3 separate regions of the Mus musculus genome follow, and regions 2 and 3 are each linked to region 1. The links are chromatin loops, found by intact Hi-C in ENCODE. Cell type or tissue: heart. All regions are shown on one strand. Region 1 overlaps Col8a2 (collagen, type VIII, alpha 2). Region 2 overlaps Thrap3 (thyroid hormone receptor associated protein 3). Region 3 has its middle 25 kb from the start of Thrap3.

Region 1 (5,000 bases):
CATTGTTCTTGTACAGGGCTACCCACACATTGGTGCCCTTGACATGCACATGGTATGCAAAGTAGTAGACCCCTCCCACGGGGCAGGTGAAGATGCCAGTGGCTGGGTTGTAGCCGCTGTGGCCATTGTAGAGAGTCCGGTCAAACCTAACCGGCATGCCTGAGGCAGGGAAGGGGGAAGTGAGCACTGCAGTAAAGGCTGGAGTGGCGTGGGCTGACAGCTCACCGAGCCCAAACTGTGGCTTGCCTCCTTTGCCCAGTACAGCTCCCTCCACGCCACCATTGGGCAGATGCAAGCCTGCGATACCAGTCTCATCCAGGGCTCCGGGGGCACCAGGAGGCCCAGGAGGCCCAGGGGGCCCAGGAGGACCTGTGAGTCCTGGGGAGCCAGGGACTCCAGGGGGCCCTGTGGGACCAGCAGAGCCAGGCTCCCCTACTTTTCCCTCTCCAGGAGGCCCTGGAAGGCCCGGTTCACCCTTCAGGCCTGGCAGACCCTGAGGCCCAATAGGGCCAGCTGGGCCCTGGAGCCCTGGGATTCCAGAGGGACCCCTCAAGCCAGGCTGCCCAGGAAGCCCCAAGTCACCTTTCTGTCCTAGGGCTCCTGCCACCCCTGGCCCTCCAGGGCGACCTGTAAAACCTGGCTCACCCTTAGGCCCAGTCGGTCCAGGGGGTCCATGGGCCCCAGGAAGTCCCCTCTCACCAGGGAGCCCAGGCTTCCCAGCCAGGCCATTAGGCCCTTGGTCTCCTCGAATGCCAGGCACTCCTGGGGGACCTCCAGGTCCTACCTCTCCCTTTGACCCAGGGGGCCCACGTCTACCAGGAAGCCCTGCAGACCCAGGAAGGCCAGGTGGACCCCCAAGTCCCTGTGGACCCTGCTCCCCTGGCTTCCCATCCTCTCCTGGCTCACCTCTGTCTCCTAAGAGCCCTGGGGCCCCAACTGGGCCCCTGTCTCCCTTAGGTCCTGGTTTTCCTGGCATCCCATAGCCAACAGGGCCTATCAGGCCAGGGGGGCCCCGGAGCCCTGGCTCTCCTTTAGCCCCTACTGGACCCTGTGGCCCTGGCACCCCTGCTGCCCCTGGTATCCCCACACCATCTACCCCAGGAGGGCCTTTTGGACCCACAGCTCCTGGCTCTCCCCTAGAACCTGGAACCCCAGGGGGGCCAGAATCACCTTTGTCTCCTGGGGCTCCTGGTATCCCATCCAAACCTGGTTTGCCCAAGCCAGCTGGACCGGGCAGCCCAGGGGGCCCAGGGGCACCTGCCTGTCCAGGGGCTCCAGGCAGCCCTGGTTGGCCCACTCCATTATCCCCTTTGAGGCCCCTATCTCCTCGGGGCCCAGGCTCTCCCTGGGGTCCTGGCTCCCCCCTAAATCCTGGAGGCCCTGGAGCCCCCTGGGCACCTGGTTTTCCAGGGACAGTAATACCTGAGGGACCAGGAAGGCCAGGGGGTCCTGGGGGCCCCCGGAGGCCCTGGTCCCCTCGTATCCCTGGCTCCCCCCGTAGCCCTGGCTGCCCTGGTGGTCCAACCTTGCCTGGGAGCCCTGGGGGACCAGCTTTGCCCATTCGGGAGAAGCCAGGGGGGCCAGCAGGGCCTGGCTGTCCATGAACCCCAGGTTTTCCAGTGCCTGGTTTTCCTGGGAAGCCAGGAGGCCCAGGGGGACCCCGAGGTCCCGGCTTCCCAGGGGGACCTGGCTCTCCTTTCAAGTCCATTGGCAGCATCGGTAGAGGCATTTCTGAAAGAGAGAGAAGGGGACAGTCAGAGACCTGGACAATGGAAGCTGGGTACCTCATCTATCCAATCCCCCATGGCAATGTGCAGAGTACTGTGGAGGAACAGAGAATCTGCTCACAGAGAACACTCCCAGAGCTGTCCCCCCATATTGGAGGGCGTCTAGAGCTGTCCCTGTCCCGTTGCTATCCTGGGAACATTGCAGGAGTCCTCATCCAGAACTCCCTGTACCCAACTTCCCAGCCAGGCCTTGCCCAATGAACTTAGAATATTTATGGCTGCAAGACCTGATGGCCATCCCACCACCAGGCGGCGCCAATAACCCGCATTACAGACCAGTCAAGCTGCTTCATTACCTATCTATCTTCCTGCCCGGCCCCACCCCCTTATAAAGACCACCTGCACCAGCCAATCACAGCCAGTTTCAGGCCCTGTAAAGCTGAGAATCCCTGGACCAGTCGAAGTAAGACTAAATGAAGATGGGAAGATCTCAGTTGCACCCTGAGGAGCTGTGGTCTGGAGTGTCTGGAGGGATTTAGGTAAGGGAGGAGCGGTCTTAGATACGGTAGAGTAGGGGAGGCTCTCACCCAAGTACTGGCCTTTGCCCTCTCGGAAAGGCGGTCCCACGGGTCCTTTCTGCATGGGCTGCACATACTTTACCGGGGCATAGCCCGCTGCACCCCCAGCTCCGCCGCCAGAGGACACTCTTGGCCCACACCCCAACAGCAACAGCAGCAGCGAAGGCAGGGGCATCAGAGCCCCCTGCATGGCGTCTGTGGATGGGCTGCAGGGAGAAGAAGAAAGGCTGTCACCAAACCAGCCACCAGGACCACGGGCTCAGATCGTTGTTATTCAAAAGCAAATCTCAAAGTCACTGGTCTGTATGTATTGTCTGCTAAACCTCTTCCAGACCTGACCAGTCTCCCCCAGACGAGGATCAGCGACCAGACAGAACCCTTCTGAGAAGCACCTCGACCCCAGCGCACACCTTGCCAAAGCAAACCTTTTCAAGATGAGGGCCCTGCCACCTATGTGCAGGCCAGCTTCCTGCCAATTACCACCTACCACCGGGGCTCTTCAGAGATGTAAATTCTCATCTCCACACGGGCGTATTGGGGTCACTGCCAACCCCAGCACCCAGATGATATAGGGGAGGCAGGTCTGGGACTTGTCTTGGTTCCTTGCAATTCCCCATCACGCTGATGTCCATCTGGACTCCATACTTGCAGAAGCCAATGCCTTATCTTGAGCCCCTCCTTCCTTTCCTCTCCCTGTAACCTTTACTGTCACCCAGAACTCCTTACAGGACAGCACCCAGGCCCCAGTAGCCTCGTGATTCTGAGCCTCAGTTATCTTCTATTTATCCTTCAAGTCCCTGTCCTCCACAATGCCTTCTGACAGCTACACAGCCCTTCAAGTCCCAGCTACCCACAGCTCTTAGCTGAGCTCAGAGAACAAGGGCTGGGTTCTGCCAGCTTGAATACTATACTCATCAGAGAGGGAGTGTGGGCAAATAGAACAGGGTAATATGTCTACACAAATCTTGTATGCAAATGTCCATGACATTACATTATCCATAGCAGCCCCAGATGAAGGCAAACCTAACTGGGATGCTAGAACAGTATGCACGCTCTCCACACAATGCACTACTTTTTTTTTTTTTAAGTGTCTTTTAAATTACATTTTACTTATGTGTTTGAGAGAGGGGCACATATGAATGTTGCAGTCATCAGACAACTTGCATGAGTCGGTTCTTTCCTTCTGCCATGTAGATCCCGGGGATCAAACTCAAGTCATAAGGCTTCCCAGCAAGTGCCCTTACCTGCTGAGCCACTTGGTGCGTCCAAAAATGTTTTTCTTTTTCTTTTTGGCTTTTTCGAGACAGGGTTGCTCTGTGTAGCTCTGGCTGTCCTGGTACTCACTCTGTAGACCAGGCTGACCTCGAACTCAGAAATCTGCCTGCCTCTGCCTCCTAAGTGCTGGGATTAACAGTATGCACCACCACTGCCCAGCTCCAAAAAATGCTTTTTAAAACCGGGTTTGGCTTAGAGGTTAAGAGCTCTCTTGGCTTCTCTTCCAGAGGACCCTGGTTCAATTCCCAGCAACCAAATCTGTCTCATATCTGTCTGTAACTCCAGATCCAGGGGATCTGACACCTTCGCACAGATACACAGGCCGGCAAAACACCAATGAACATAAAATAAATTTAAAAAAAAACTGGGCATAGCTGGGCATAGAGGCTGGGGAGATAGATGGCTGAGTATTTAGAGCACTGCTCTTCCAGATAACCCGGGTTCCAATCCAAACACCCACGTGTCAGCTCACAACCCTCTGTAACCCCATGTAGGTGACAGAAAGTGGTTTTCTGTTTACTTGTTTCTCTGTGTAGAGCCCTGGCTGTCATGGAAATTAGTATGTAGACCAGGCTGGCCTCAGACTCAGATATGAGTGATAGGATTAAAGGTGTGCACCACCACTGCCCAGCTTCACAAATTCTTCCTTCCTTCCTTCCTTCCTTCCTTCCTTCCTTCCTCCCTCCCTCCCCCTCCCTCCCTCCCTCCCTCCTTCTTTCTTTCTTTCTTTCTTTCTTTCTTTCTTTCTTTCTTTCTTTCTTTCTTTCTTTCTTGTTTTTTTGTTGTTGTTGTTGTTTGTTTTTGTTTTTTGGTTTTTTTTTTGGTTTGGTTTGGTTTGGTAAGTTTGCTTTGGTTTGGTTTCTTTCGAGACAGGGTTTCTCTGTGTAGCCCTGGCTGTCCTGGAACTCACTCTGTAGACCAAGCTGGTCTACAGATTCAGCCTTGAACTCAGAAATCCGCCTGCCTCTGCCTCCCGACTGCCGGGATTAAAGGCGTGTGCCACCATGCCTGGCTCTTTCTTTTTTTTTTTTTTTAATATTTACTTATTATTTTTACAGCGTTCTGCCTACATATATGCCTGCATGCCAGAAGAGAGCGCCAGATCTCTCAGTATAGATGGTTATGTCCCACCATGGGGTTTTACCTGCATGTATGTCTGTGTGAAGGTGTCAGATCTCCTGGACCTGGAGTTACAGACAGATGTGGGTGCTGGGAATTGAACCAGGACCTCTGGAAGAGCATCCAGTGTTCTTAACCTCTGAGCCATCTCTCCAGCTCGTTTCACAAATTCTTTTCATTTTCCCAATCAAAACAGCTGTCTGATGCCTTCAGGAAAAGGTCTCAATTCATGGGCTCCACATCCACATCTCTCCCAGCTTGCTCCCCTCCTTCCTTAGCTCCCTTGCCCAGGCTCAGGACC
Region 2 (5,000 bases), 130 kb after region 1:
CCAGTTCGACCATGGCTCTGGGTCTTTGAGTCCATCCAAAAAGAGCCCTGTGGGTAAGAGTCCACCAGCTACTGGCTCTGCATATGGCTCATCTCAGAAAGAGGAGAGTGCTGCTTCGGGAGGGGCAGCATATTCAAAAAGGTAAGTATCTCGTGTCCCCATCCCCAAGTGGTCCCTAGCCAGCAGCTTAGTTGTAATGATAGCGCCTGAGTTAGTGCTCTGCTTAACAGTAATAGAGTAGCACCTGTTCCCTGAGTTCATTAAAGGCATCACCCGAGGAAGCCTTAGCTTAACTCCAGCTTTCCTGAATACTTATTGTAATACAAGTTTCTTCCGATTAGTCTTCAGTGATGTTTATTCATTTAAAAACTTGCCTTGGATTCTCCCAATCTAAGCTAGAAAATAGTAGAGGTTTGAGGGTCAGCTACCAAAAAAAACATTTCTTTGCTAACATCATGGTCATTGGAGCTATAAGCTTCTAGGATCCACCATCTTGCTATGTTTGATATATATTAGTCCATCTGAAGAAGAGTCACACTGAAGAGAATGAGCAAAATAGGAAAGGCTGAGGTTTAGTCCAGGAGAGCCATTATTTACAAACGCAAGGTGGGTGTATGCCCTAGCAGAAGTTCCACGCTTTGTGATGGGAGAGAGGGTCCTGTTGTCCTGGAGGGAGCATAGTGAATTCAATAAAGAATTGTTTGTAGATTGGATGAAGTCAGAAATTGCAGGAAAGGTGTCGGAACTGTTTTAGTCAAGAGAGACTCAGCAAGAGGTTCTTCTATTCTTCTATTCTTTGCTCTCACTGGGACATTCTCAGGTGCTGCTGTCCCATGGCTCTTTGTTTATTAGTGTTGCTCATTAATTGCCCATAATTACATATGTTCAAAATCTGCAGTTAGGTTGCTTTGTAGTGTATGTTTTAGTCCTTCCAGAACTGAGTGTGTTTGAGTCTAGTCCCTGCTTTCTCCATTAGGAGAATAATGATTTTGCCACCTTCCTTTGTACTCTTTCCCCCATTAATAATTATTTTGTTTTTATGTGTTCACAGTATGTTTCATTATGTAGATCTTCTAGGTGACTTGAAGCAAATTTGAAGTCTCTTTTTGAGACTTGTATTTCCAAATGTGAGTTGTATAAAATCAAAACAGTCCAAGGTTGAACATTCTGTTTGCTTTGCTGAAAGCAGATTTTAAATGAATGAGTGAAAGTTGGGGTAAGACTTTAGTTGTTTTCCCCTTAGACCACATTGCATGCAGGTAAGTAAAAAAAAAAAAAATTCAGTATCCTAAATAACTTGCTCGTCTGGTTTTTTGGTCTTTATAAGGCACAGTTCTACTGACTCTTAAATGCTGAGTTCATAAATTGTTAGAACAGGTAGACAGGTCTGATAAAACTGGAATATAGCTATGAAACCAGAGCAGGAACAGGTGCTGTGATGGAGCAGGACGCTTAGGAGGCCTCCTGTGTGTCTCCCTTGTGTCTTTATAACTAGGTATCTGGAGGAGCAGAAGACTGAGAATGGGAAGGATAAGGAGCAGAAACAAACAAATGCCGATAAGGAGAAGCTGAAGGAGAAAGGGGGCTTCTCTGATGCTGATGTCAAAATGAAATCTGATCCATTTGCTCCCAAGACGGACTCTGAGAAGCCCTTCCGAGGCAGCCAGTCGCCCAAAAGGTATAAGCTTCGGGATGACTTTGAGAAAAAGATGGCTGACTTCCACAAGGAGGAGCTGGATGAGCACGATAAGGACAAAAGTAAGGGAAGGAAGGAACCCGAGTTTGATGATGAGCCCAAATTTATGTCGAAAGTCATAGCCGGTGCAAGCAAAAACCAGGAGGAAGAGAAGTCAGGCAAGTGGGAGAGCCTGCACACAGGGAAGGAAAAGCAGAGGAAGGCAGAGGAAATGGAGGATGAGCCTTTCACAGAGAGATCCCGAAAGGAGGAGCGTGGAGGGTCCAAGAGGAGTGAAAGTGGGCACAGGGGCTTTGTGCCAGAAAAGAATTTCCGGGTGACTGCGTACAAGGCGGTCCAGGAGAAAAGTTCATCGCCGCCCCCAAGGAAGACCTCTGAGAGCCGTGACAAGCTGGGAAGCAAAGGAGACTTTTCCTCAGGGAAGTCTTCCTTTTCCATTACCCGGGAGGCCCAAGTCAATGTCCGGATGGACTCCTTCGATGAGGACCTTGCACGGTGAGGAGCGCTCCTTGTTGACCCTCAGGGCTCTCAGGCCTAAATAGTTTCCTTACCCAGCCTTCCTGAGGATGGAAGTGTTGCTTTGCTGCCACCGTCGGTGCCAGTACCTTTATGTCTGTCCCTGGAGTGCAGATGATTATGGCTTACAGTGATGGTGGCCCCTGAGCATTGTTGGCCTAAAGAATCTTTCAGCCCTTGCTGGCTGCCTCTCTTTGTGTCTGGGAACTTGGAGCGGCCATTCTGGTCTGTTTTCCCTCCAAGCCGACTCCACCCACATTGTTTTACCTATGAAGACACTTGAGAACCGTGTCTCCATTGACGTGGGTCACCAGAATCCGATTATTTTTGCCACCATTAAATAGCAGAAAACTTCAAATTGATGGACTCGGCCTCTTCCGTTCTTCCTCTAACTTCAGGAAAGTATGGTGGAGCCCAGACTGGCTGCTTTTTGACATAGTCTAATCTACCCAGTCAGTTGGAACTCTGCCTGAATGGTGTCCTAGCCACATGTTCCACTCTTGCCCTTTCTGCTTAAGAAGCAAGGAGGGGGCAGACATGCCACAGCATGCACATGAAGGTCAGAGGACATCTTGTGGGAATGAGTTTTTTCTTTTTGCCATATGGGCTCTGGCTTGGTGGCCATTGCCTATACCCACTGAACTATCTCACCAGCCCACTGTTTGCTGCTTTTTGTTGCCTCATTGAATGACCTTCCTAGGCAAGTTAGTTGATCTTTTACAGTATCTTTTTTGTGTGTTAAAACAACTACAGTCACCAAGGTTTAACACTTCCCCACTTGAAGATTCTCAGTGAATTTTGGACCAACCTTTCCTTAGTTGTAATGTGATAGAGAACAAAAGGAACATTTGTGGGCTTAAAACTCCTTGGAAATGCCAGGCAGTTGGTGCTGCACACCTTTAATCCCAGCACTCAGGAGGAAGAGGCAGGTGGATCTTTGAGTCTGAGGCCACCTTGATCTACAGAGCTAGTTCCAGGACAGTCAAGGCTACACAGAAACCCTCTCTCAAAAAACAAAGGAAAAAAAAACAAACAAACCTTGGAACTGTCTCAGAAAGAAAAAAAGGAAGGAGGGGCTGGCAAGATGGCTAACCCTGGTGATCTGGAAGGACAGAAATGACTCCTACAAGTTGTCTTCTGACTTTTACTTGTGTATTCCACACATTTTCATCCTCCCCTCCCTGGCACAAAATAAGAGGAAGCTATGGTTCAGTGTTGGAAGACTCAGATACTTAGTATATACCAGGCCCTGGCTTTGATGCCCAGCATTCTACACCCTCACCCGAGCCTGTAAAGGCTGACCCATTCATGCAGTCCCAGCACTCAGGAGGCTGAGGCAGAACAAATCACAAGTTCACAGCCAGCCTTGATTTACATTGGGGGAAAAAGCTATCTTGAAAGTTAGAACTTCTATTTTTATGGTTAAAGAATTCTGACTTTCTGTATCTCTTGTTACACTGAATCTCCATGTATTTGTTTTTCAGACCTAGTGGTTTATTGGCTCAGGAGCGAAAGCTCTGTCGGGATCTAGTCCATAGCAACAAAAAGGAGCAGGAGTTCCGTTCCATTTTCCAGCACATACAGTCGGCTCAGTCTCAGCGTAGCCCCTCAGAACTGTTTGCTCAGCACATAGTGACCATTGTTCATCATGTTAAAGGTGAGTTGACGTCTGCCTGTTTGTCTTTCTAAAACAGGATGGCTAGGGAATGATGAAACCTCTAGGACCGTTAAAGCTACAGGCTAGGTAAAGGAACAGACTTCTGTAAGAAATTTCCATGTTTTAATAGAGATGAGTGTTTTGAAATGCTAGCAATCTGTAATCATGATAACAAAATTCTCAACACAAAGTATGGAGAGTAACTTTTTAAAGGTTTGTTTTATACTTTTTTATATGTATGTGTCTGGAATGGGAGGTTCCCGTGGAGGCCAGAAGAAGGTGAGCGTTACATTAGGTTTTGAGCTATCTGAGAAGGGTGCTGGAAAGCAAGCGTGTGTCCTCTGGGAGGACTGTAACCTTTCTTTCCCAAGTTCTATTGTTCCCCTGAGAAAATGGAGGTGGGCAGGTTTAGAAATTGCCAAGAGCAATGATTCAGAAAGCTGAACTTGGCTGGTTACAGGCTCAGTCTAGAGTGAAAGTCAAGTAATAATTGGTCCTATACCCCAAACCGAGGTGAGCACCAGGGTCTTTGTCCTGGTATCATGTTCCTAAGATACGGGAGCAAACTAGAAACCCAGCATTGGATTGTTTCTGAACCAGCCACTTTTCTTTCTTTTTCAGTGTATTACTTGGGTTTGAATACTTGTTGTATCTGTGTGGCTACAGGTTCTTGGGAGAGTTGAACCTTGTACCTGCCTTTGGTAGTCTATTAATGCATTTCTTTGATTCTTAACAGAGCATCACTTTGGATCCTCTGGAATGACATTGCATGAACGCTTTACTAAATACCTAAAGAGAGGAAATGAACAAGAAGCAGCTAAAAATAAGAAAAGCCCAGAGATACACAGGTGGGGTCCTCAGCCTGTGATAAAACTCTTGTCATCTGATACTAAACTCGCCTTGATGAGTTCTCTAACGCACTTTGGATCCTAAATTTAGGCTAATATTCTCTAGGGTTCTTGAATATCTTGGACATTTGTATTTGAGGGTGAAAAGGATGCTTTGAAGGCTGTACTCTTATCACATTGGGCCCAGTAAACCTGAAGTTCCTGTAGTAAGAATAAATACTGACTTTTTTTTTTTTTTTTTGGTTTTTCGAGACAGGGTTTCTCTGTGTAGCCCTGGCTGTCC
Region 3 (5,000 bases), 82 kb after region 1:
AATCAGACCACACAAACAAATATGAAAGTACAACGTGGGGTCAGTGCTGTGAGAGCTCGGAGCAGCAGGGTGTGCCCCAGGAGTCCAGCAGGTTAGCAAGCTAGGCCAGGTGGCTTTCACCTGGGGGGCTGGGTGTTGACTGGCAAGGTCAGCAAGGTGGAAAGGAGAAAGATGGCTCTCTAGGCAAGCAAAGGGCTGTGTGGGAAACAGCTACGTGCCTGTATCCATATGTGCATAAACATGATGGACGCGGTCTGGGGTTTTCCGATGAAAGCAGTACCCACTGCCCAGCAGAAGAGGCACTCTCTATTTGTTGAGTTAGACCCAATTCTTAAGAAGGAGCTTGCAGCCGGGCGTGGTGGCGCACGCCTTTAATCCCAGCACTCGGGAGGCAGAGGCAGGCGGATTTCTGAGTTCGAGGCCAGCCTGGTCTACAAAGTGAGTTCCAGGACAGCCAGGGCTACACAGAGAAACCCTGTCTCAAAAAAAAAAAAAAAAAAAAAAAAAAGGCGCTTGCTATGAGGGGAACCACATAGGTAAGGCCTTGGAAAGCTATGCTTACAAACTTAGGTTTTTATTCTCAGGACTCAGGAACCACTGAAGGCTGTTAAGTAGGGATGGTGACATAAGATTAGAGATTCATTAGAATACTCTTGGACTTCTGGGGGGAAACTGCTCAATAGGGGTTGATTATACACCAGGAGGCAAGAAGGGGTCACCAAGGTTCAGACAAAAAAAAATGTCACAGACCTGACCTGGATGAAAAGAAAATGGGTGGGGGCTGGAGAAATGGCTCAGCAGTTAAGAGCACTGACTGCTCTTCAGAAGGTCCTGAGTTCAAATCCCAGCAACCACATGATGGCTCATTACCATCTGTACAGCCTACAGTGTGTGTGTGTTAAATAAATAAATCTTAAAAAAAAAAAAGGAGAAGAAGAGAAAGTGGGTAACCAATATAGTCAATTGTTGAAGGAACAAGTTATTGGACCAGTGTGCTTTAATTCTAGCACTCAGAGGCAGAGCAGGTGGACCTCTGAATTCAAGACTAGCCTGGTCTACAGAGGGAGTCCGGCCAACTACAGCTACACAGTAAAACCATGTCTGGGGAAAAAAATTAAAAAAAACTCAAAGCAACTGGGCAGTGGTGGCACACATCTTTAGTCGGGATGGAGAGACAGGTTGATCTCTATGCATCCAAGGCCAGCCTGGTCTACAAATTGGGTTCCAGGACAGCCAAGGCACAGAGAAACCCTGTCTGGAAAAACCAAACCAAATAAACCAGATACACTGAGCTGGGGAGATGGTGCTGTTGGCAAAGTACCCATCTTGCAAACATTTAAGTTTGGACCCCACCATTTTGTCTACCCAGCCACCTCACCTGCCCCGGAGATTGTTTTTAAGTGGGCAAAACTTGATGTAGTCCTTAATAGAGGTCCATTAATAACTAAGCAGTATTTCAAACAAATACATAATTACAGCCTTGATAGCCCTGAAGCAGCTAAGTGTGTGGCATTAGAAAAACGAGTAAGAGATCTGACCCCAGTCATGGAGATGAAGCAGGGCATCCCTGAGAAAGGAGCTGGAGCTGAGATCCCCAAGAGTTCCTAGTGCAAAGGTTTGGGGTTTCAGGTAGAGGCAACTCTACAAAGGCCTGTAGTGAATGGGGCCGGGGTAGATGAACCATAGAAAATGAGGGGGGTTGGGTCTCACAGAGATAGGAAGGGCCAGCTCATTCAGGAACCCTGCCACCGAGGAATCTAATGTTTATTGCAAGCACACTGGAAGCACCGTGGGGTGGTTCATACCCGTGATCCCACAATCCCAGCACTAGTCATTCAGGCAGAAGAATTGCGAACTTGAGACCAGCTCTGACTATTCAGTGAGACTCTGTTTAAAGAACCAAAAAAGTAATAAACAAAACCCCAGGAGGTGGGGACAGCAAGATGACTCATCAGTGAACCCAGGAACCCCTCTAAAAGTACAGGGAAAGAATAGACTCTACAAAGTTGCAACTGACTTCCCCATGTGTGTCTCCCCACCCCCAACGCACACACAAATAACAATAACTTATTTAATAAAAGGAGCGGTAAGGGAGCTACTGGGACAGGTTCATCAGGTAGGGGATGTAACCAGGTTATCACGACTGTCACCTGGAAAAGGTATTGAAGGAAGAGTGGCAGTGGAACTTGCTGTAGAAATGGGTCCTAGTGACGAGATGCTGGGGACTTGGCTCACTGCGTGGTGGAAACCAAGAGATGGACAGAGTACACAGAAAAGCTCATTGGTCATGGGAAATGGAAAAAGGATCAACGACAACGACAATTCCAAACCTTCTAGGTCCAATCCAATCCCACAGACACTGGTATTCGTGTACAAGGAACGGTGGAAAGGACTTAAGGAGACCCACAGAAGTGTCACACAGAGAACTGTACAGAACTTGAGCTCAGGAGATGGGTTTAACCCATAGCCAGGGAGAGTGGGCAGCGCAGCGGTACATCTTAGAGGCATCTGCGGCAGAAGCCCGAGGGTGGCTCCCCTGGCACAGTGGGCCTTTTCCGGGAAGTCCTGGGGCAAAGGCTGCTTCCAATGAACTGGCTGGACCTGAAAGGAGGCTGGCTCAAGGTCTGATTTCCTGGTTTCCTTGCCAGAAAACTTAGGAATGTCCGGTCTATTCAAGACTCCGAGCGTCTCTGAGGAGATGGGAGGTGGAGGCAGGGGCCCACCCCATCCAGAGAAACCTCCTTTTCCCTAATGCTGCCCTTTTCCCAACAGGGTCAGAAAAGGCAGAGCCAGGAGGCCACAAAACGTTCTTGGCTCCTCCTCCAGCCGCCAACGTTCCTGAACCCTGGCTCTCTTACAACACCTCCCTCAACCCCTACACACTCTTTCTGTACCAAGATACCCTAGGCTCGCTAGTCCCCTGAGACGCTCTCAAAAGAGCATTCGCGGTGACTAACCCCTTGCCGGATACCCCGACCTCTCCATTAACGGGCATCTGTCTCCCCCTGGTGGTCAAATGAGCATGTACAGATGGAAGAATTGACACTGGCTCCCAGCTTTTTGCCAGGATATTTTAGACTGGTACCCTGATTTTGTTGGCTTCTATTTCCTCACCTGCAGATTGGGGCTTTGTGATGGAATGAAGCCATCGTATCGTTGATCTAACATATAGAAATGTTGACAGTCAGTCTGAGTGTGATGGTACACGCCTTCAACCTCGTAATTTGGGAAGTAAAGGGTGCAAGATGAGCCTCTGCTGCTCGAGTGAGTTCAAGGCCCTCCTGGACCGCGTGTGTCCTTGTTAGTCATGAAGCCTGTCCTCGGCTTTGGAGATCATGACATCCTCAACCCCTCTGTATTCCCCACCGTTCCCGAAATCACTCTGCTTTGGGGCAGACATACTATGATGTCCCAATTGACTAGGGCATTGAGCGTGAACCTGTTATTGTAGCACCAGTGGCAGACCTGGGCAAGAAGTATTCTAGGATGGAAAAGAAAAATAGTTATGCAGATTCGAGAGAGGAGATTGTCACGGGAGGCCTCCTATTGGAGCCCAAGAAGGCGATCCTACCACCTTTACTTCCCAAATTACAAGGTTCTAGGCCTGTACCTTGGGTGATGGCTTGACTGTTTCCTGGGGGCAGCTCCAGCCAGCCAGTTCTGGTCCACAGTTTTCAGGACAGATCCAAAAGAGCTAGGAGGTACCTCCCAAGGATAAGATCCCCGGCAAAGTCAGCCCTGGGTGTGGGTGCTAAAAGTATATGATTTGTGAATACTTGAGAACACACACAAGGGGCTGGAGAGGTGACTCAGTGGTTAAAACCATGGGCTGCTCTTTCAGAGTACCTGGGTTCAATTCCCAGCACCCACATGACAGCTTACAACTGTCTGTAACTCCACTTTCAGGGCTTCTGACACCCTTACACAGACATATATGCAGGCAAAACACCAATGAACATAAAAATAAATTATATATATATATATTTTTAAGACTTATTTATTATATGTAAATACACTGTAGCTGTCTTCAGACACACCAGAAGAGGGCATCAGATCCCATTACAGATGGTTATGAGCCACTATGTGGTTGCTGGGAATTGAACTCAGGACCTCTGGAAAAGCAGTCAGTGCTCTTAACTGCTGAGCCATCTCTCCAGCCCAATAAATTATATTTTTAAAAAACCACCTTGGACTGGAGAGATGGCTCAGTGGTTAAGAGCACTGACTGCTCTTCCAGAGGTCCTGAGGTCAAGTCCCAGCAACCACATAGTGGCTCATAACCATCTGTAATGGGATCTGATGCCCTCTTCTGGTGCATCTGAAGACAGCTACAGTGTATTTACATATAATAAATAAATAACTCTTAAAAAAAAAAAACTAAAAAAAAAAAAACAAACCACCTCATTATTGCTAGTAAGTCTGGCTCTACAGGACACCTCTGGCGTCCTCAGGAGTATACACATAAACACACACAAATATTTTATAGAAAAGAACATATATAAAAATAAATGTTGCTTTTCTTTTTTGATGATTTCCTTGAAGTAACATGTTAAGCAGTGTCAGGGTTGTTGTTATTGTTTTTTGGTTTTCTTGGGGGGGTGTTGGTGGTGTTTTTGTTTTGTTTTGTTTTGTTGTTGTTGTTTTTCAAAACAGGGTTTCTCTGTGTAGCCCTGGCTGTCCTGGAACTCACTCTGTAGACCAGGCTGGCCTCGAACTCAGAAATTCACCTGCCTCTGCCTCCCAAGTGCTGCACTTTAAGTGATTAAAGGCATTCGCCACCACTGCCCAGCATTGTTTGGTTTTTGTTTGTTTTGTTTCGTTCATTTTTTTTTTTTTAATTTATTTATTTATTATATGTAAGTACACTGTAGCTGTCCTCAGACACTCCAGAAGAGGGAGTCAGACCTCGTTAGGGATGGTTGTGAGCCACCATGTGGTTGCTGGGATTTGAACTCCTGACCTTTGGAAGAGCAGTCGGGTGCTCTTACCCACTGAGCCAT

The links. A loop is a pair of places that touch in the nucleus more often than their neighbours do. Peaks named below come from ENCODE experiments on the same cell type or tissue, not always from the same donor. Only the 100,000 strongest peaks of a DNase experiment are listed, where the experiment ranks them.
Region 2: it touches region 1 in a loop (3-fold over the local background); 7 of 42 quality-filtered maps call a loop at or near these places.
Region 3: a loop joins it to region 1, with 5 times the contacts of the local background. A loop is called at or near these places in 38 of 42 quality-filtered maps.

What each region holds. Positions count from the first base shown.
Region 1 is chr4:126,307,111-126,312,110 of GRCm38, reverse strand. It overlaps Col8a2 (collagen, type VIII, alpha 2), which reads right to left. Exons shown (of 4, transcript NM_199473.2): 3 at 2,315-2,511; 4 at 1-1,731. The coding sequence starts at 2,495. Among named protein-coding and RNA genes, the nearest start is that of Adprhl2, 12 kb to the left of the region's middle. In heart, a CTCF peak has its summit at 2,037 (motif pointing right); DNase peaks (open chromatin) are centred at 380, 1,580, 2,030, 2,360 and 1 weaker place; H3K4me3 peaks cover 647 bases; H3K27ac peaks cover 589 bases; H3K27me3 peaks cover 1,481 bases.
Region 2 is chr4:126,175,053-126,180,052 of GRCm38, reverse strand. It overlaps Thrap3 (thyroid hormone receptor associated protein 3), which reads left to right. Exons shown (of 12, transcript NM_001356455.1): 4 at 1-141; 5 at 1,496-2,191; 6 at 3,697-3,869; 7 at 4,606-4,717. Among named protein-coding and RNA genes, the nearest start is that of Sh3d21, 14 kb to the right of the region's middle. In heart, no CTCF peak of the experiment used is centred here; no DNase peak of the experiment used is centred here.
Region 3 is chr4:126,225,158-126,230,157 of GRCm38, reverse strand. No RefSeq gene overlaps it. Among named protein-coding and RNA genes, the nearest start is that of Thrap3, 25 kb to the right of the region's middle. In heart, a CTCF peak has its summit at 3,013 (motif pointing left); DNase peaks (open chromatin) are centred at 2,627 and 2,757; H3K4me3 peaks cover 885 bases; H3K27ac peaks cover 870 bases.